Regions from separate parts of the Homo sapiens genome. Here all the other regions are linked to region 4. A link is a loop called in an ENCODE intact Hi-C map of the cell type or tissue named here. Cell type or tissue: GM12878. All regions are shown on one strand. Region 1 has its middle 390 kb from the start of DCC. Region 2 has its middle 340 kb from the start of DCC. Region 3 has its middle 52 kb from the start of DCC. Region 4 has its middle 330 kb from the start of LINC01630.

Region 1 (5,000 bases), 230 kb before region 4:
TCTCTCTATAAGGGTGGGTTGGAGCTTTTCCACTTTAATACTTTGGACGTTGAGAAGGGGATGTAAATCCAGCTATATCCAATGGGTCCAAGATGCCCATGGGCATCCATCTAAGTGGGTATTTGCCTTGTTCTGGTCATGGTTTTACCCTGTTCAAAGTTGGTGCCCTGCCATGTCTCGGAGGGAAAGACCTTTCTAAATCCTTTATCATACTGAGGCGGAGGAGCAGCGCTTGCCCCCAGGTCTGGTGCCTCATAAGGCAATGCTGACGCAGCCGAGACAGCCACCAAAAGAACAGCTGCTGCTGTTGCAACCATGGGAGGGGGTTGCACAGTGGCCATGGGCACGACTGCTTGAGCAGCTCCTGGAGGAACCACTAGAGCCACTACAGCTGGGTCACTGCAAGCAGAGTGGCTGCTGGATCAGCTGCAGCCATAGCATCTGGGTCCATTGGAATGGCCAGATTTAAGGCAGTAAAAAGGCCTATCTCTTCCTCATCTCTTTCCTTTTGGGTCTGGCTGTCTGGTTGGGAAGGGCCCTTTTCCCTCCCTTTACACAGCCAGCAGTTGATGTCCCACCCTGGCCAGAGTCCTGATTATGCAACAGCATGAAAACCTGGAAATAAGGCATTTCCTCCCATTTTCCAGACTTCTGACAAAACAATTCTAACTGTATTTGAGTGCAGGATTGAGTACTTCTGTTTGGAGACCAACAGTACAATTGGACTTTATACAGAGTCCAAACAGTATTGTACTAAAAAAATCATTTTTCTCTTCCTCATGGGTTCATAGCTATAGGCCATCTAGTTACCCAAGATATCTCCCAGGAGACTCCCAGAATGGATTGACACTTTGCCACCCATCTTGGCCCTGTTTTTGTACCTGTACCAATTGTCTCTGTCAACCAAATCTACAATGACAACATCTGTTTTCTCTCTTACTTCTGCACCTGTACCAGTTGTCTTGTGTAACTAGATCACCAGAAGTCAGACGGATTCTCCTGAAATTTCACTTCCAGTTTATATAACATCATGCACAATGCCAATAGGCATGTTTGTGCAAATCTCACCACAGCTGACAGTCAAGGATGTCAAAGAATGAGCTCTCTGAGCAAGTTGGTGAGTGGCAATAACTAGCACAGCTTATTTTGATACCTTGACCTTTCCCCAAACTCAGGTTCTGCTGTATTCACCACCCTGGTAAACAGTAACAGAATGACAGCTAATAAAATGATGAACCAGGAAGACAAAAAGGGTTAAAGGATTGGAGTTGGGACTGTTCAAGGATTTAGCCCAGGTGTTTTCAGTCTTTTCCTCACATAAACAGCATTGAGAAACACAAGCAGAGAGACGGCCCTGCTTAGAAAAATCTGCCAAAGAGTTCTGATGCTTTCCTCCCCGACAAGGTCTGGCATAGTTGTAAGAAGTACTCTGGGGTCCCAGGAAGGACAACTGAACCAAAAGCCAGGGAGATGGAAGTCGTTCTCCTTCAAGGCCAGATTCCTGGATTGAGCAGAGGCTGTGTGAGTCACTTTCAAGTGAAAGAGAGAAATAGAGGATGAGAAAAAGAGAGATAAGGGCCCAAATATAGATGCCACACACATACAGCTATATGTTCAGACAGCCTGATCTCAAACTGATCCCCACCAAGGGGACTAGGTAAAAACTCTAAAGCCTCAGAAAGCCCCATGAGCAACTAAGTCCAAACAGAGGAGAGTCCAAGTGGTGCCACAGATGATGTACACACAGATGGTATCACAAGCAGCTAGGTCCAGAGCAGAGCCCAAGTGACACAACGCAGAGGAGACAGAGGGTTTCTGGATGCACTCTGGTTGACCTACCCAGTTCTGAAGTTCAGTGACTTTTCAGTTGTCACTTTCCTTGCACCAGCGAAGCATGGTAGACAGCTGGTGTCATGATGGGAAATGAAGGGAGATTCCCCAAGAAAAAAGCATCTCATCATCTCCTGGGAAAATCCCTAGAGCCCCAACCACAGGGTCAGCTAGCCACAAGCAGCTGGCATTTACGAGGGGCTTTTGCCCCACCTGGTAGCTTGAACAGTTAATTTCTGGAACACTGCCACAGCTAATTGCCTAGCTCATTGGAAACCAGGAAGACAGGCAAGTGGAATCAAAATGCACAGTCCTCACATGGGGCACCAAATTTGTAACCCCAAGCAAGTCTGCTGGCTCGCTGCTCAGAGGCCAAAAATATGAGAAGCAATGTATGGTGAAAAGAAAACTTTATTCAAAGTTAGCATCTGGGGAATGGCTAGGCTTATGCCCTGAAAAGAACATTCTAAACTTTAGGCTACAGAGAGGGATTTTATTTTATTTTTTATTAATTTTATTTATATTTTTAGTAGAGATGGGGTTTTACCATGTTGAGCAGGCTGGTCTCAAACTCCTGGCCTCAAGCGATTGCCCCACTTTGGCCTCCCAAAGTGTTGGAATTATAGGCATGAGCCACCATGCCCAGCGTGGAGAGAGGGATTTTAAAAGGGGAACTTGGAATGAGAGGCATGCAGGAGTGGTGCTGTGTACAAGGTCTGTGTGTCTTGTTCCAGTGGCTCTCTTAAGTCATGGTCCACCAAGAGTGCAGGCTGTGTCATCTTAACAATGGCCAGATTGTAGACTTATCACCTCAAGGTAATCTCTAGAATTTCACAGCTGGGTCTCCATGCCTAGTTTGTCTCAAGATTAGCCCCTGGAACTTGTAAGTAGGCATATAATCAGATATGCTAGCAGTGCAAGGGAGTGTCTGATGGGAATGAAGGGAAACCAAGAGTTTTAAAGTATGTTTCAAGGCTAAAAGCAAGAAAGAAACCAAAAATGCGTTTTGAAGTTAGGCTACTCAGTTACATGTGGGCTGTTAAAAAATCAGTTTCTGAGCCACATCTAGCCTGCAGACTACAGTTTTCTGACCCCTTCTAAATGCTTTTATGATTTTCCCTTTTATCCTTGATTTTCAGCCTTTTAACTATGAGATATATAAGTGTGTTTTACTTATACTTATTCTGCCTCAGGAGTACTAAACTTCTTGGACCTGAGGGTTGATGTCTTTGGTCAATTTTGGAAAATTCTTGGCTATTATAAGTTTAATTTTTTTCTGCCCCACTCTCTTCTCTCTTTCATTTCCCATATGTTATATTATTTAAAATATCCATGCATGTAGTGAGTTCTCTGCTCGGTAATTTGATTTATTTTATTTCTTTGTATTTCAGTTTGGTTATTTTTTATTAAACTTTGTGTTCACTGATCTTGTCTTTTGCTATGTCCAGTCTGCTGTTAAGTTCATCACATAAACTCTTTATGTCTTATATTTTTCAGCACTTATGTTTCCATTCAGTTCTTTTATCTAGTTTCCACTTCAATGAAATTTTCCATTTGTTTATGCAAATTGTTCACCACTTCCACTAGATATTTATAAACATATTTATTACAGTTATTTTAAAACCTTTGACTGCTAATTCCAACATCAGGGTCTTCTGTGGTTCTGCTTCTGTTGATTGTTTTATATGCTAGGTTATAGGTCTTATTTTTCTGCTTCTTTGTTTCTTGGTTACTTATTTTTATTTTTTTGTAAGCCAGACATTGTATGAAAAAAAAAAGAGCCTGGAAGGAATAATGTTTACCCCAAGATAAGATCATACAACTTTTTCTCTCAGACTGTAAGTATGAGGCTGATTCACTCTAATATCCAATTAAGCTGGGTTTCGTCTTGTTGCAGCTTTAGAATGATTCAGCCTACCACTGACTTCAAATGTTTTATGGTGAGAACAGAACTTTCCCTAAGCCGAGCTTAGGATCTGAACACCACTGGGATGATGTACTTATCTTTATGCTGCATAGTCAGCCACTAACCTTCTGAACTACAAGAGATCTCTCTCAGCTTTATAACTCAGCAATCAGCTTTTTTGGAGTCCCCGGGGAGTTCTCACTCCGAAGCCCTTGCCTGGATTTCAGTGCTTTGGGAAATCTCTCTACTCTGCTGCCCTATCCTTACCTTTCAGTAAAGACTGAATGCACCTTAGTGCAGCGGTTCTCTCTTAACTCTTCTTTTTCCAACCTTCATCTGGGTATTTCTGTTCTGTTAATAAGGCCCATGCAACTTGTGGAGGTGGGATCTCACCTCGCTCTCCTGTCTTATACCCTGCCTTTGAGTGTGGCACTATCTTACAGGCATAAAAGCCCTGTGCTCTTTGGGATAAGGCCAATCTTGCTCAGTTTTCTTCTGCCCTGTTTTGGTTACCTGCTGACTTTCATTTAGGGAAGGCACACTTTGCCTCAGAAATGCTCTGTTTTCCTCCTTTGCCACCAGCCCTCTGTGGGTTATTCTCATGCACTCAATTAAGGCATCATGGGAAATATTTGAAGATTGGATGCATATTTGCTTTATTAATGTGGATCCTTGGGGTTTCTATTCATTGTGCTTGCCCAGATGTGTGAATTTGAAGTGTGTCAAAAGTTAGGCTGGTTTCTCCTTAGCCCTACCTCTGGGGTCCTTAATTATCTTTCTTCCATGTCCCTAGAAATGAAAATAGCCATAAGACCCTTCTTTCCTAGAAAGCATTTATTTCTTCCTGAAACAAAGCTGATTTGTATTTTTTTTTTTTTTTTGAGATGGAGTCTCGCTCTGTTGTCCAGGTTGGAGTGCAGTGGCGCGCTCTCGGCTCACTGCAAGCTCCGCCTCCCAGGTTCATGCCATTCTCCTGCCTCAGCCTCCCGAATAGCTGGGACTACAGGCAGCCACCACCACGCCTGGCTAATTTTTTGTATTTTTAGTAGAGACGGGGTTTCACCATGTTAGTCAGGATGGTCTCGATCTCCTGACCTCGTGATCCCCCTGGCCTCGGCCTCCCAAAGTCCTGGGATTACAGGTGTGAGCCACCATGCCTGGCCAAAAATTATAATTTTTAAATTTTTCTTTAATTTTTTCTTACTATTAGGATATGTGATGGTCTCTTGCTCTTGGAAACTTTCTACATTCTAATCCGGGTAAA
Region 2 (5,000 bases), 280 kb before region 4:
TTGACATGGCGCCACTGTGCTCCAGTCTGGGCGACAGAGCTAGAATCCATCCGTTAAAAAAAAAAAAAGGAAAAAAAATATGATTTCATTCGAAGTACCTAGAATATGCAGATTCATAGAGACAGTAGAATAAATGTTACCAAGGATCAAGGAGCGGGGTAATGGGGAGTTACTATTTAATGGATACAGAATTTCATAGAAATGATAAAAAGGTTCTGGAGATGGATGGTGGTAATGGTTGCAAAACAGTGTGAGTGTACTTAATGCCACTGAACCGTACACTTAAAAATGGTTTAAATGGTGAATTTTATATTATGTGTATTTAACATTAATAAATAATAGAAAAGCAAAATGTGAAAGTGAAGATAAATAAGACAGTATTTGGTCTGAAAGTGTGCACAATAAAGAGAAGTTGCATATAGAACTTGGACAATCCCAAAGATGCATGATAAACTGTTTAAGGGGCAACAAAGGAGAGATGCTAGTCTCTGGAATAATTTAGGGCTGAGAAGAGACAAAAATCAGGAGACTGTAAGACTCATATAATGAAACAATGTGTTGAGTATAGAATCATATTTCCTAAATGACAGACTGGATGATCAGGCTGCTCTTGGGAAGTTGCACAGAGAACCTGAGGGACTCAAAAGTCAGTGCGTTACCTAAAACTGAAGCCCGGAGCTAAGTATAGAAAACCCAGGAAGTGCAGGCAAAACAGTGAGGAAGTAAAACATGGGAACAACGCAGAAACAGGACACCTGGCGATACCAGCATGGAGGTTCTGTAAAGCAAGCATTGTGGCTTCCACACCCATGGTGGTCACAGAGCAGGTGCCTAACAGGTGCTTGTTGAATGAACTACTTCTGCCAAATCCACCTTTGTCACCCAGAGCTTCTACTAACTAGTTGTTTTCTCCACATACTGTCACTTGAGACTGTCACAAGAGACAGACAGTCACTTGGTTAAGTGTTCTGAGGGGAGGAACGACTTAATCTTAAGGGGTAAATCGAAGTTTCCTGAGTGAAAAAAGAGGCGAAAGCATATGCCAGTGTGAACCTTGAAAATTTGAGAGATATCTCAGTTAATTTAGAAAGTTTATTTTGCCAAGGTTGCGGATGTGCGCCCCTGACACGGCATCAGGAGGTCCTGATGACACGTGCTCAACGTGGTCAGAGCACAGCTTGGTTTTATACATTTTAGGGAGACATGAGACCTCAATGGACATACGTAAGATGAACACTGGTTCAGTCCAGAAAGTCAGGACAACTCAAAGCAAAAGCCAGAGGACTCACGGGAGGGGGCTTCCAGGTCCTAGGTCCATAAGAGACAAATGGTTGCATTCTTTTGAGTTTCTGATTAGCCTCTCCAAAGGAGGCAATCGGATATGCATTTATCTCAATGAGCAGAGGGGTAATTTTGAATAGAATATGAAGCAGGTTTGCCCTAAGCGGTTCCCAGCTTGACATTTCCCTTTAGCTTAGTGATTTCGAGGGCCCAAGATATTTTCCTTTCACATCAGGGAAAGGAGATGGCATGAGGAAAGTCATGAAGATGTAGGCACATGAGGAAGATTGAGAAGCTACTGGGCCACCGTGTGTGTGTGTGTGTGTGTGTGTGTGTGTGTGTGTGTGTGTGTACACACTGGAGGTGGGGATGAAACTTGAAATCTAGATTGTGAAGGGTTATTACCTTTTGCCTTTCACCTTCTGTAACCACCCAGGCCCTTTGTTGGCTCAGAACACAACAATGTATTATCTATAAGTAGATTTGCTTTCTCATGTCAAGTAATAAGTATGCACACATTATTCACTGTGCTTTGAATGTTTCTAATTTTGTTTTAAGCAAATTTATTAGACTATGAGGAATCTTATATTTCGCAGTCTGTGCTGGATTTTGGGATGTTAGTAAATTGTGAGAACAGAAAAAACTCCACTGCATTCTTCAGCTTTAAAATGAGAATATTAATGTTATTCCCTGGACTCTCATGAGGATTAGCTAAAATAAATGCTAAACACTTTCATGGTTCCTGATACGCAGCTACTGTGCTATGCACGATAGTGATTAGCAATATTCTTATAAAACAAAATTACAGTAGAGCCTCTTTACCTGGCACAATCAAGACTAGTAGTGAACCAATAAAATCCATTAAAGCAGGAAGTAATTAAAATAATACATACAAGTATAAAATATTTTAAATGAAACATAAGTTTTGATCTATTTGCAAAACTTTTGATATATGATCAGAAATGTTTAGGGTGGGTCTTCTGACTGGAATTTCAAATCACCTGCTTTGTATGAACCACACCCTTGATATTTCACTTCCCATTTCTTTAACCAAACAATTTTAAAATCACTGACAAAGCATTCTCAATGTAGAATCTACCTAGATTTTTGTCACACTGAGTGTCATAAAATATTACTTTATGTCGACTTAATTGGACAGCTTTTTTCTCCCTCCCTAGTACAGTTTGCTTCTATTGAGACTTGAAAGTTTTTAATTGATTTTTAAGAGTAACATAGGGGAAGAAAAATCTTTCTTTTCACAGTTAGTGTTTTATTGGCCTTTAAAATATTTAACTAAAATGTAGAAAATAAATTTAGAAAGTAAAAAATAATTAACTAAATTATAGTATGTTACATGTGTTGTAAACAGGTTGGATTGTTAGGAAACTAACACCTCTGATGCTCTACAGTTTCCAATTCAATGGAGTCAGTTGTTAAATGCAGCAAGGGGTGGACCTTGGCTGGCCATGAGCCTCCACGAGGTGTTGGGGAGCAATGATCAGTATCACTTTGGGCCTGGGATTCAGACTGTGGTCCTCCCACCAGCAAAGTCAGCATCACTGGGAAGCTTATTAGACATGCAGGATCTGGACCCTGTCCCAGCCCTGAGAAATTGCATCTTTATTTTAGCAGAATCGCCAGGTGAGTTTCATGTTCAATACAGTTTGAAAAGTTCCTCAAACTTTTAGCAGTTATGACTGGTAAATCTTACAAAGCTCCCTTGGGGAGTTTTGTAAAATCTCTAGAGGCTGCACTCATGATCAATTACTTCAGAGTGTCTGGAGGTAGAAACTCTGCATATTAAAAAAAAAAATCAATCAACAAACCTCACTGGTGATTACAACATGCAGCTAAGGTTAATTTGTTCTCAAACCTGAGGTGAGGCACTTCAGACTTCCCTGGAGAATCTGAGAGGCACAGCTTGCCAGGCCCACCTTCAGGGTTTCTGAGTCTGTAGGTCTAGAGTAGAGCCAGATGATGCTCCTGCAGTTGGTCCAGAGACCTCTCTTTGAAAACCCGTGGTATAGGGGGCAAGCACTCCCTTTAATCTCGAGTTTTAACTAATGTTAGTAGCCTGCTTCAGTGGGGTTATTTTCAAATAGCTTCAGTTGTTGTATGCTTTTGAAGTTAGGGTCATCTTGAGTCAGATACATTTAGATAGCACTTATTTATCTATTTATTTGAGACAGGGACTTGCTCTGTCACCCAGGCTGGAATGCAGTGGTGCAATCATAGCTCACTATAACCTAAAATTCCTGGGCTCAAGCTATCCTCTCACCTCAGCCTCATGAGTAGGTGGGACTACAAGCTCATCACCATACCTGGCAAACTCTCTTTTATAGTAGAAATGGGGTCTCACTGTGTTGCCCAGATTGGTCTCAAGCTCCTCTCATTAAGCGATTCTCCCACCTTGGCCTCCCAAAGTGCTGGGATTACAGGAGTGAACCACCAAGTCCAGCCTAGGTAGCAGTTCATTTTTTAAAAGGAGATACAACGGGAGAGAAAAAGGAAAAACACGTTGAACACAAACATGTTGAAGTTTGTGTGTATGTGTACAAAATATATCTTCATCCAATTGGTCTCATTTTCTGAGCTGTCACTCCTAACACTTTCTTCCTTCTTTGAAGCTTGTTAGCCCAATTTTTTGAAAAGTACAAGTTTGTCCAATTTAAGTACCCCACATTTTTATGTGGTTGGCATATTTTTGAATACAGACCCATTTTTTTTCATGCTGTAGATGGTGTCAAATTCTGAAGGAGGCTAGAAGTAGCTGAAGTGCAAAATTGCATCATTCAAAGTACTTGCACCACATTTTCCTGAAAATCTGCTGGATCTCAGGCTGCATATTCACATCAACCATCTAAACGATTTTTCAAGCATGCTTTTTATTTTATAATCCTGCCAAGCTTAACATATGGAAAGCCTTGTGAATATTTCTTCGGGTCTTGACTCTAGGAGATTTCCAGTAACATGAATTGTCTGGGAAATAAATGTTCTCTAATTTTCAGCTGAGTCTCAAATCTACGTAGCAACACAGTTTAAGCACAATCTAATGCATATACAATTCCTGCTTATCATGAACTAATCCCATTTTACAGAAGAGAACACCAAGTCACTGCAAGATTTTTATCCTGTACTTCACACAGTTGTGTACCATGATCACTCAGGAATTTTACTTACCAGGTCAATACTCTGGAAATGAAATCAGCTTGGCTACATTTGCTGCACGGCAATAGGGTAAAACCCACACAAAATGAGAATAATCAAGCAGCGATTGAAAACAAGTGCTTCGTTTTCTGATAGTTAGAGAGCTCATTGTCAGTAGCTGACTGTCATACACCTGAATCCACACTGGTGGCTCTACCCACAAGTCATGTGGTGTGTCTAGACACCATGTAGCATGACTAAAGGAATCCAAAGGAAAGAAATGTTGCTTAGTGCCTATTGATAGCAGCTTCTCCTCTCTGAGCAAGACCATGACTAAGAGATGCCAATAACATCAGGCAAGACCAGCCTCTCTTTTCAGCCATTTCTACACCTCACTGTTCTGGGCAAAGCAGGTGAGCAGCCCAAAGGTAAGGAGAGAAGTCAAAGATTTGCTTGGTCAGATACAAAAATTCCCAGTAGCTGACAGGCCTGGCAGAACCAGAGTCTGAAAGTGTGGAAAGTCTGCATAGGGTATAGGAACATCAGAATAATAACCCATGGGCAGCAGGAAT
Region 3 (5,000 bases), 560 kb before region 4:
CATATGGAACTCTAACACTGACATTCGCCTAAACATGATTTATTTCATTACTTCAAATTCCTATCTATATACATAATAAATACCGACTCCTTTGGAGTATTTAAATTTCTTTACTTTCGATGGAACAGGCAATAACACTAGCTTCCTTTAAGAAGCAACTTCGTAAGATGAACTTAGGGTCAGTCAGACTTGATATCCAGCTCCAACTTTTTGGCGAATCCCTTAACCTACATAAGCCTCAACTTTTTTGTCTATAACAGAGGCAAACTACCTACCTCATTAAGATTAAGAGGTTTAAATAAGGTAAAGTAGGCAGAGCACCTGGTAGCTGACCTCACTGTTTTTACATTTTCTGTTTCTTCCATGGTGAACAAGGCTGTCTTAGGAAATTGTGAACAGGCATATTCCCAAAGGAAATGAATGATACTAAATGGGAGCCAGGAGTAGCCCTTGAACATTTTACAAAGCTTTAGCTTTGCTCTGTGTTAACAATTCCTGGCCTGCACAGGCAGCTAGTGAGAAAAATGATACTATTGAAGGCATGATATTGGAATGAGAATGGAATTCAAGTATCTCAGTAATAATAATGAGAAAAAAAATACAGAAATGCAAGAAGCTATGGTTAAGCATTGCATTTTGCCACTGAATGTCAAGGCAATTTTTGGATACTCTGATTTTTGTCTAAATGATTTTCTCCAAGATTAGATGGCATTGTAATGCCACCAAATAAATAATGCTTACATTCTGGTTCCACAGCTGACTGATGGCTTCTGAGTAGAAATTGAATGAACAGTTTAATGGTAGTTCAAATAGTAGCAAATAGTTGTTTGCCAGTTTACAATCACTTATTCTCATTCGCTCTCTGTCATTTTCTGAGCTATGTTGCAGTTAAGAAAGCTGTCATACAAAATGAAAGTGGCTTTTTCAAGCAGAAAACAAATGTACTCTGGCTGGCAGACTGGCATTTAATCATTCAGTCTCTTAGAGTCATTACTCTGCTGTGAGCATAAAACATCCTGCATTGTTTATGGAGGAGGAGATAGGCTGTGAACACCTGGCCCATGTGGCATCTTTTGCCAACCTCTGCAAGTAGGTACCACCGAAGTCTTTGTTGTCAGTCTGGGAAGTGATCCTTCTTGGTGTGACAGCTGGGTTTATCAGCAGTGGCAGCAGTAGAATGCCTCTGGGACTATGGCTCCCAGATTCAAACCTCCTGGTTTGGGGGTGAGGGTGTTATAGGGTGGTACTCACTCTTTGGCTTGGATCATGGTATCACTCTCTATGGCTCAGTGATTGGAAGCTATTTAAAATACAAGTTTCCTGTGGTCCTCTCTGATTTTTCACCCATTTACATAAACGAGTTAACAAATGTAGACTCTAGTGTCTTCTGATAACACTGAAAAAAATAAATATTCCCTCCAGTTTTAGAAAATGCAGGAAGGCATAATCACAAATGTAAAGGAAACATTGCTGATATTCTGGAGGATTGGATGAATGGATCTCTGAAAATCTCCAGACGGGCTTGCAGGTAAACCTAAGAGTTTAAAGCAGAGGTTGGCAAACTTTTTCTGTAAAGGGACACACATTGAATATCTTTGCTTTTTTCTGCAATCTACTCTCTGTCATAACTATGCAACTCTGTTGTGTGAAAGCAGCCACAGACAATATGTAAACAAACGGGCACAGCTGTCCATAAAACTTTATTTTCCAAAACAGAGATGGTTTGCCTTTCCGAATGATTTGTGTACATCCAGAGCCCCTTCTCCCACCCTTCTCCACCATCCCCCTACCCAACCCCATGCATTTTAGTGGGCTGGTGTCTTTGGGGAGAAGGTAAAAGGTGTTGATTAAATTCACCTGCACAGAGCAGTGGCAAATTACGCATGCCCACAAGTGGGCGCTGTGCTCCCTAGCACCGGCCCCAGGTAGCTCACGATTAGATAATACCATTCCTAAAAATTCAGAAATAGCTGATTTTCCTCTGGACTCTATCTGTACCCTCCAGGTAGAAGGGTAAAATAAAGATGTTGTGTTATTGAAAGAGAAGTAATGTATTTTCTTCTTTCCACTGGTTGAATATATAAATATATCTGGTTAAATGTTTCCTTCTGAAGCCACAGTCTCAATTCCTTTGAGTGAAACGAATATTTTGATGAATATTATTAATAGAACAGCCTCAAGGATTGGAAAACTCAAACTTTGGAATTTTCTCCAAGTTATCATGCATGCATATTCACACTTAGGCTTTCCATTTGTATGTCTTTTAGAATAGTTCCTTGGAATACCACAATTTTTGCTATATTTAATTGTTTCTCATAAAGGGCTATTAATACTGTACTAAGTTTGGTTAATTCAATTAATTTAAAAAGATGCTCATCTGTCCTCTACTCTATACAATTCAAATTCTTCACTTTCCAATGCTGTGTTCAGGCGTTCTCTCCATGTATTCCATAACATTCCTTTATTACAGATGATGGACTGCAGAAAGTTCTCATTCTTTCTTCTATGCTTTGACATTTGGAGGTTCCTTTATGAGGAACCAGTGGTATAATTGTCAAAGGTGTGGACAGCAGAGTTTCCATTCAATCCACTATTTGGTTCCAGATAATTATTAGGTATCCTCCATTTCAGGAAAAATATAGATTGATATTTAAAGGACCAGGTGCATTGGCAAGGCGGGTTATCATACATGAAAACAGAAGAGACTAAACTAGGTTGTTTAATTTGAAAGAAGGCATGAGACCATTGAATATATCATTAGGAAAACTTAGAGAGAATGTATTAAATTTGTGATTTATATTGTTTTTTTACGTGTCAAAAGTATTGATGTAGACTCAGGAGCAGGGATTGGCTTAACATTTTTTTGAAATAAAATGTGTTATAAATAAATAAATGATGGCTGCCCTTAGGCCTCTGTGTGCCTTTCATTGTTGCCAAAAGAGATTCATACCATCTTCTAAATCCAATTAGACTACCCATCAGAGGTGTTAGAAGTCAAACTCTTCTAGGGAAGTCTGTACAGCAAAAACAATCTCTATTTTTCCCTTACAGGAAAGATCATGATAAATCAATGCCAAGCTTGCAAGTACATTTGTATCTCTACTGAAATTCAGCACCCTACTGAGTTCTCTAAGGCACAGGAAATAAGAGAAATACCAGGAATGTTTTCACAATAGAACGTGAAGAAAAATGTCTTATTCATCAGTTCCCAAGACTCAGCTTCAGGAGCTGAAGTTAAAACCACCACATATTATCAGGAGTTGATAATAGGTTATTTGCTTTCAGTAAGAAATAGAAAAAGAAAGGCCAGAGGGAAAAATAAGCTAACACCAGTTAAAAAGAGATATTTTTGTTATTAAAGTGTTAGGCGGAAACTTACACCCATGCAGGATTTTGTGAATCGCCTGGCACCCCTGCATGTCAGGGCCATCCTTCCTGCAATAGTTGCGTCTTTCATCTTCTCATCATGCAGCCACATAAGGATCTTTCTTATTAGATCTGGTTTGATTTCCACCCCTTGTGAAAAATTGTTTAATGCCATTGTCAGAGCCGACAGTGCTTGGAACATTTTAATCTTGTAAAACGCTCCCCTCAGTTACACAGGGGAGTCTGCTTTTGAGCTTCCGATGTTATCTTGAATGATAAGGGCCCTGCATGCACATCTCTTTCCAATTTATTTTATTAACATCCCTAACATCTCAGATAATTTTAACGTATAGTGATATATCATGTTCCTCTAACAGTTAGCAAGCGCATTCTAAAGTTATCTCTGTAAACACATCCATTTTACTCTTGGTATAAAACTGCTGTTTGAAGGGTGGTGGTAGAAGGAACTGAAATGAATCATGAACAGATACAACCATGCTGCCAAGTAGAATGCTAAGAAGAGGGATGAGGAGAGGGCATGGAAAACCTTGGTATAGGGGAAATGGAAAGAGGTGAGAAATATTTCAGGCATGGAATCAACAAGAGGAGATAAAAGTGAGAGAGGGGAATTAAGTGATTTCCAAGGTTTTGATGGGCAAGAAGAAAGTTGCCAGGGCTAGTTTCTGCAAATCGTTTAGCAAGAATTACTTGCTGCACCATTTAGTTAAACGACAGTGTGTGCACAGAGGACCCAAGGCAAAATGTTGCTAGTTTTTTTCATTCGCTTATTCATTCATCAGTTTGTTCATTCCTGCCTGGATTGCCTATCTACTGGGTTCCCAATAATCTTAGAAAATACAGAGAAATAAAGCATGATCTCTGCTTCCAAGGTTCCCAGCAGGGGGAGGTGTGCATGTGACTACCATAGCCTACAGGATGAAGGCATGACCTCTTCTGAGGTGCGGAAAAAGAAGAAATACAGAGCAGGAAGAGTCCATACAAAACAACTCCACAGAGGAGATGGTGTTTAAGCTGAGCCTTGGAGAATGAGTAAGAATCCATCAGGGAGAAAAAATAAATAAAAGGATCCTTTTAGGCACAGGAAACATGAAGCAGAGAAAATTCTGAGTGCGCTCTCCCCTCCTCCTGGTATCTCCTCCCTCCTTCCTGGTGTTCTGCTGCTACTGGGCTCTGTTGCCTTCAATAAAATACCATGGTCTTTTATCATAATAGTCACAAAATGGCAGCCATTCCACAAACCAGTTTTTCCCTCTGGACCTTGATTCCTACACACTGGCAAATGACAAAGTTTTAGAACCCCTTTATTACAATGCATTTTGCAGGGGATCAGATGGAGTGGGGTGCAATCCTTCAACCTAGAAAACCAAGGCGGGACAAGTTCCTGCTTGCATTAAAGGTTTGTCCTGTCTGAGTAAAGACACTGCAAACAAACTGCTGCCACACAACCAAATAGGAAGACAGATTTAATTCCCAATGTAATCAGGGCATTCAAGCCAATTAAGAGATACGATAAACAGATTGGAGAGCAAAATGTATAGCAGGGGGTCATGCTCCCAGGAGATATACAGTTTTCCCAAGGAATTTAAAAAAGAAGTAAGTAGCTGCAGGCAGAA
Region 4 (5,000 bases):
TCTCTATAGGAACCAGCCATGCAACCCTGACCCCCAAAAAGACACTTCCCCTCCCTGGGTCTCCGGCACAGGTGTTAGTGAAATGAAGAAATAATGTCACAGCATCCCTGAGTGTCCTTCTAGTTTGTTTAAGGAATATACATAAAGCCAGCAGGATTTGAAATGAAAGCAATTATGCTTTGTGCCTTTATTCAACCTTTATTCAACACACATGGTCGTGTGTTGAAAGAGATATTAAATCTCACAGGGGAATTATAGAGATAAGAGCCAGCATTTGTGTGGCAGGGAAAGAATCCTATCTAAAAAGATACCTCCTCCTCCAACATTGGCCCATATGCAGTTCCTTGAAAGATACCTCCCGCAGCACATCTGCTGCCCCAACAGCCAGAATTCTGTGCCAGAGCCCACAGCATGAGCAGTGCAATTTCTCACTTCCCCAGAGTCTTCTCAGAAAAGAAATAGAGAACACAAGGGAAATGACCAAAGCCAAGTGAGTGGTGATTTCTCTGTCTGCCAAGTTGCTAAGACATGTCAGCTCTACTAGCTCTTGATCAGGGTGGGTGCCAACAAGTCTGAAAAAGCCTAGTACTACCAGGCAATCACGCTTCCCACTGAGTCCTGTCCTAGAGGATGAGATTGACCTTAGTGGCCTGTAACGCTGCAGACACAGGGAAAAGTTACTTGGAACAAGAAAGAAAAAAAATGTAACACTCGTACTTTATGTGTTTTCAGTTAACAATATGGCTGTGGAAGAAAAAAATAAATGAGCAAAATTTATAAAAAAAAGTATAAGTACTTTCCAGGAACTATAGAAGTACTTGGTTCTTTCCAAAGTATTGTCCAATACGGTAGCTGCTGGGCCCTTGTAACTATTTACATTTATATTAATTAAAATTAAACACAATTAAATCTTGAGTTTCTCAGTCACATGATCCACATTTCAAGTGCTCAATCGTCACACGTGACCACTGGCTACATATAGACAGCTACAGATACAGAACATCTGCATCATCGCAGAAAATTTTATGGGATAGAGCTGCTCTAAAAAGCTGAGTAGGCTGGGCGTGGTGGCTCATGCCTGTAATCCCAGCACTTTGGGAGGGCGGGGCTGGTGGATCACTTGAGGTCAGGAGTTCGAGACCAGCCTGGTCAATATGGTGAAACCCCGTCTCTACTAAAAATACAAAAATTAGTTGGGCATGGTGGTGGGCGCCTGTTAGTCCCAGCTACTCAGGAGGCCGAGGCAGAAGAATTGCTTGAATCTGGGAGGCAGAGGTTGCGGTGAGACGAGATTACACCACTGCACTTCAGCCTAGGGAGACAGAGCAAGACTCCGTCTCAAAAGATAAAAAATAAAATAAAAAGCTGAGTATATCAAAGAAAGTGGAAAACAAACCAGCATAACATCAATGAGGTTGCCTCCCATATCACTACTTGTTTAGAAGAAAATGTTAATTATTTCTATTTGTTGGCAAATCCTCTACCTGTTTCCTGTAGCTTTGGCACTTTACCTCACAGCTTCCGCTTAGCTGTTAGTCAAAGTCACAGCATTAAAACAAAAGAGTAGCACTTCCTTCAAGTTGGGAAGTGTCTGGACTCCCGCTAGTCTTTCAGAAAATACTACCCAGGCAGCTCCTCAAGCTGGGCCCTCACTTCCATCTCCTTTCTGTGAGCAAATCGAGTCATCTGCCCTCACGGCCTCTACTCCCACTGTGTAATTAACTCCCTTGGGTTTTCACTGAATGAGTGACTCAGCAAAATGACTTTTTAAATGAACGTTCACATTTAGCAATTCTGCCCACATACAAACTGGGACTGGAACTGACTTTTTAAGTAAACATACTGAGACTTTGATAACTAAATTAGTGGGTTTTGTTCCAAATAGTCACCCTAGCAGGTAACATCCTGCTTCCAATCATACAGATGTGTCTCAGATCACTGCTGGAACATTTCTTAGGGAATTGGCTTCAAGGCACATGTAAGTGTAAAGTGACAAAACGTTCTTTAATAAGGGATGTGGATGTCTTCTCGCGCTCTCCTCTTTAGAGTGTCTCTGAAAACTAAGAGGCCACAGAACTTTTGATTTTACAAAGCAGGTCACAAGCCTTCTGACCCTTGGAACTATAAATACATGCCTCCAAAATTAACACGGGAGGCATATAGGGACAATCACAAGGTGCATATTCATTTGTCTGTCAAACAGATGAGACATTTTAATTGTCTTTTTTTCTACTTTACTGTATAAATTTATGTGCGATTCTGTCCAGACTTTATAGTCACTTCCATGCTGCTGGATGTGTGTGTAAATCTGATAATGCTCACCAGGTAATAAATGGTTTCTCCCTCTTCTCTATGTTTCAGAAGGGTCTTGTGTTGGCAGAATTATATTTCCCCAACAACTGAAACACATGCATTTAAATATTTTAAACCTGTATGTTCACAGGCAAATTTGATTCTTGGAACCCCTTTCAAAAGTCACCTGGAATTTGAGTAGTGGTATGAATGATCATTTAAGATTATAGAGTTTGGGATAAAAAATGAAGCAGGTTTTTCTTTTGGTTTTTTAATATGACTCACAGGTTAATTTCCAGGAATACTTCTTTGAAGGGGATGAAAACTTGGGTTCATTTAAAAAAAAAGTCCTATTACTTTATAATTCTACCAAGTATATAATACATATAATATATTCAAAACACCTAAACAGATTTTTATACTCTCAGTAAATGATTTTTTCCCTTATTTTTATACATGTCCTTAAAATAAATGGACTTCATTAAAGATACCAGATATCCCAGCAATAATTTACAGATATTGGATTTAAAGAGCACATAGTAAAATTCAGTTGAGTCAAAAGAGTAGAAAAAGCTAATTTTGTATCATTTTCCCCATATTCTGAGGACCTATCATTGGCTGTATACAGAACGTAAAATCAAATACAATATTTTCCCAATATTCACAATCTATTTGATTAACTCCCCAGATGCAAACATAAAGAGAGGAGAAAGAAGCCTCAGGAAAGAGATTTTGACAAGACTGAACATGGCCAGCACCATCTCTTTCTGGGAACAGGCATGAAGGATTAGTTGGTGCCATCTCTCCAGCCCTCTGAGGTGGATGGCACACTGTTGAGGTGCCGGGTGATCACATGAGCTACCGGTTGGATATTACTGGAAAGGCACGTTCTCTCAGATTAATGTGTTGCTGTTGGTCCTCCTCTGATCTCCACGAAGGCGCCAGGTATATGCATCCATCTTGGCGATCTTCAGGTGGTGTGGCAGAAAAAGCACCCTATACCTTGCCAGGAGTTTGGAAACCCAGGTTCTCAAGACAGTTTCTCGATCAGTGAGTAGGATGACTTTAGCAGGGCCCAGACACTCCCTGTACCCCAGATTATGGATCTGAAAAATGAGGGGAAGTGATGATCTCTAAGATCCTTTTACTAAAGGAGCTAAGACTCAGACTTAGCTCCTTTAGGCCAGTGTCTCTTGAATTTGAAAGACCCTGAGAATCATGTAGGAGCACTGGTTTAGAAAAAGACAGATTGTTGATCTTTATCCCAAAATCTTCAGGGAAAGGGACAGGGAAACTAAATGTTTAAATGAAGACTCAGGTGAGACTGCGATAGAACAATGAAGGGTAAGGAGCCACCCGAAGTCTCCACTGTTCTACCTAGCTTTGATCTCATTTTAGAATGAAAAGTTAAAAACTCTATCTTTATTCCTATTTTTCAACTATACTCAGATATTAGCATTTTAGCAACTAAAGAGCAGGGCCATATCTCTCACTGTTATTCTTCCAGTGCATAAAGTAGTGAATCTCTAAATTTGTCCAGGGTATTTAATAGACTTCATTTTAAGTGAGAATGAACATCAAGAAGGGAGAAAGAAGCCTCAGGAAAGAGATGTTGACAAGACTAAACACGGCCAGCGCCATCTTTGCCAGCATTTGGAATTTGTTGGGCTGTTGCAAATATAAATGGTTATTTTTTTCCCAAAAGAAAGGGATGAGGAGGAAGATATGAAGGAGAGGAAATAGAAACTCAAATCTGGTTGCAAAATGACCTTTGTTACCAATGATCCCACGAATATTGTAGCAGACAGTCAAATGGATATCAATCAAGTGGATTACAGTGTTTCCCTTCCCTGACCTTTGCAATACAGGCTTACTGAGAAAGAAGGCAGGGCAGGAAGAGGCTGGACCAGGAACACCAGCCCATCTCTAGTTCACTACTTTAGGAGTGGCTAATGAATGGTGCCCATCAGGTGTTTCAGAAGGTTCTGAACAAGCAGGGCTCAAACTCAGCCAACAGCCACATCCACGAGCACTCAGACAAAGACTATAGAACAATAGAATTCCCTAGATTGTAATAATTGTAGGGTTTAAGTCTATAAGGCTTATAGCAGATTTCAAGGGCCCTTTCCAACAAATAACAAATATGTGCATATCCGCGCACGTGCACGCACACACACACACACATATTTTGGATTCTATATGTCTAGGCTGATATATGCATTGTACCCTATGAGGTTCCAAGTGGCTACTGAAAGCAGAAAAACTGAATTTTATTCTCAAATAGGAAGAAATTGAAGATGTGTCTCAATAAGAGATTTTTTCTTAAGTGAAAAATTTTCTTTTTCTTAAAGAAAATGTACAGACTTCCTAATCCTTGAAGTACACAAATAGCCTAACTTGTTTGAGAACTCCATCCCTGCAAGTAATCTCAGATTGGAACTGAGGCCTGAAATACAACCAATATCTGACCTTACTACTTCCTCGTTGCTTTCTGATAATTTGAGGAACATTTGGATACCATGCTCAGACTGACCAACAAATAAATGGCCAAGAGCCAGCTTGAGTGGCAGCAAAATCCATAAAACTGACTTGCATTAAGAAATCAGCTTGTGTTGCAGGAGGTCATCTCAGCAGAGGAATGCAGTGGTATCTGACATCTGACTGCCCTTTCATGGTTTTATGCTGGGGGGTAAAACCTGGACCCACAG

Evidence for each region. Hi-C counts contacts between places; a loop is a spot of excess contacts. Peaks named below come from ENCODE experiments on the same cell type or tissue, not always from the same donor. Only the 100,000 strongest peaks of a DNase experiment are listed, where the experiment ranks them.
Region 1: a loop joins it to region 4, with 6 times the contacts of the local background. A loop is called at or near these places in 1 of 110 quality-filtered maps.
Region 2: it touches region 4 in a loop (2.8-fold over the local background); 1 of 110 quality-filtered maps calls a loop at or near these places.
Region 3: a loop joins it to region 4, with 3 times the contacts of the local background. A loop is called at or near these places in 1 of 110 quality-filtered maps.

What each region holds. Positions count from the first base shown.
Region 1 is chr18:51,950,636-51,955,635 of GRCh38, reverse strand. No RefSeq gene overlaps it. Among named protein-coding and RNA genes, the nearest start is that of DCC, 390 kb to the left of the region's middle. RefSeq lists enhancers at 1,857-2,126, 2,772-2,831, 2,862-2,911. In GM12878, no CTCF peak of the experiment used is centred here; DNase peaks (open chromatin) are centred at 1,885 and 2,649; H3K27ac peaks cover 3,411 bases.
Region 2 is chr18:51,998,617-52,003,616 of GRCh38, reverse strand. No RefSeq gene overlaps it. Among named protein-coding and RNA genes, the nearest start is that of DCC, 340 kb to the left of the region's middle. In GM12878, no CTCF peak of the experiment used is centred here; a DNase peak (open chromatin) is centred at 3,022.
Region 3 is chr18:52,285,488-52,290,487 of GRCh38, reverse strand. No RefSeq gene overlaps it. Among named protein-coding and RNA genes, the nearest start is that of DCC, 52 kb to the left of the region's middle. In GM12878, a CTCF peak has its summit at 1,894 (motif pointing right); a DNase peak (open chromatin) is centred at 1,906.
Region 4 is chr18:51,722,248-51,727,247 of GRCh38, reverse strand. No RefSeq gene overlaps it. Among named protein-coding and RNA genes, the nearest start is that of LINC01630, 330 kb to the right of the region's middle. In GM12878, no CTCF peak of the experiment used is centred here; DNase peaks (open chromatin) are centred at 456 and 1,877; H3K27ac peaks cover 2,475 bases.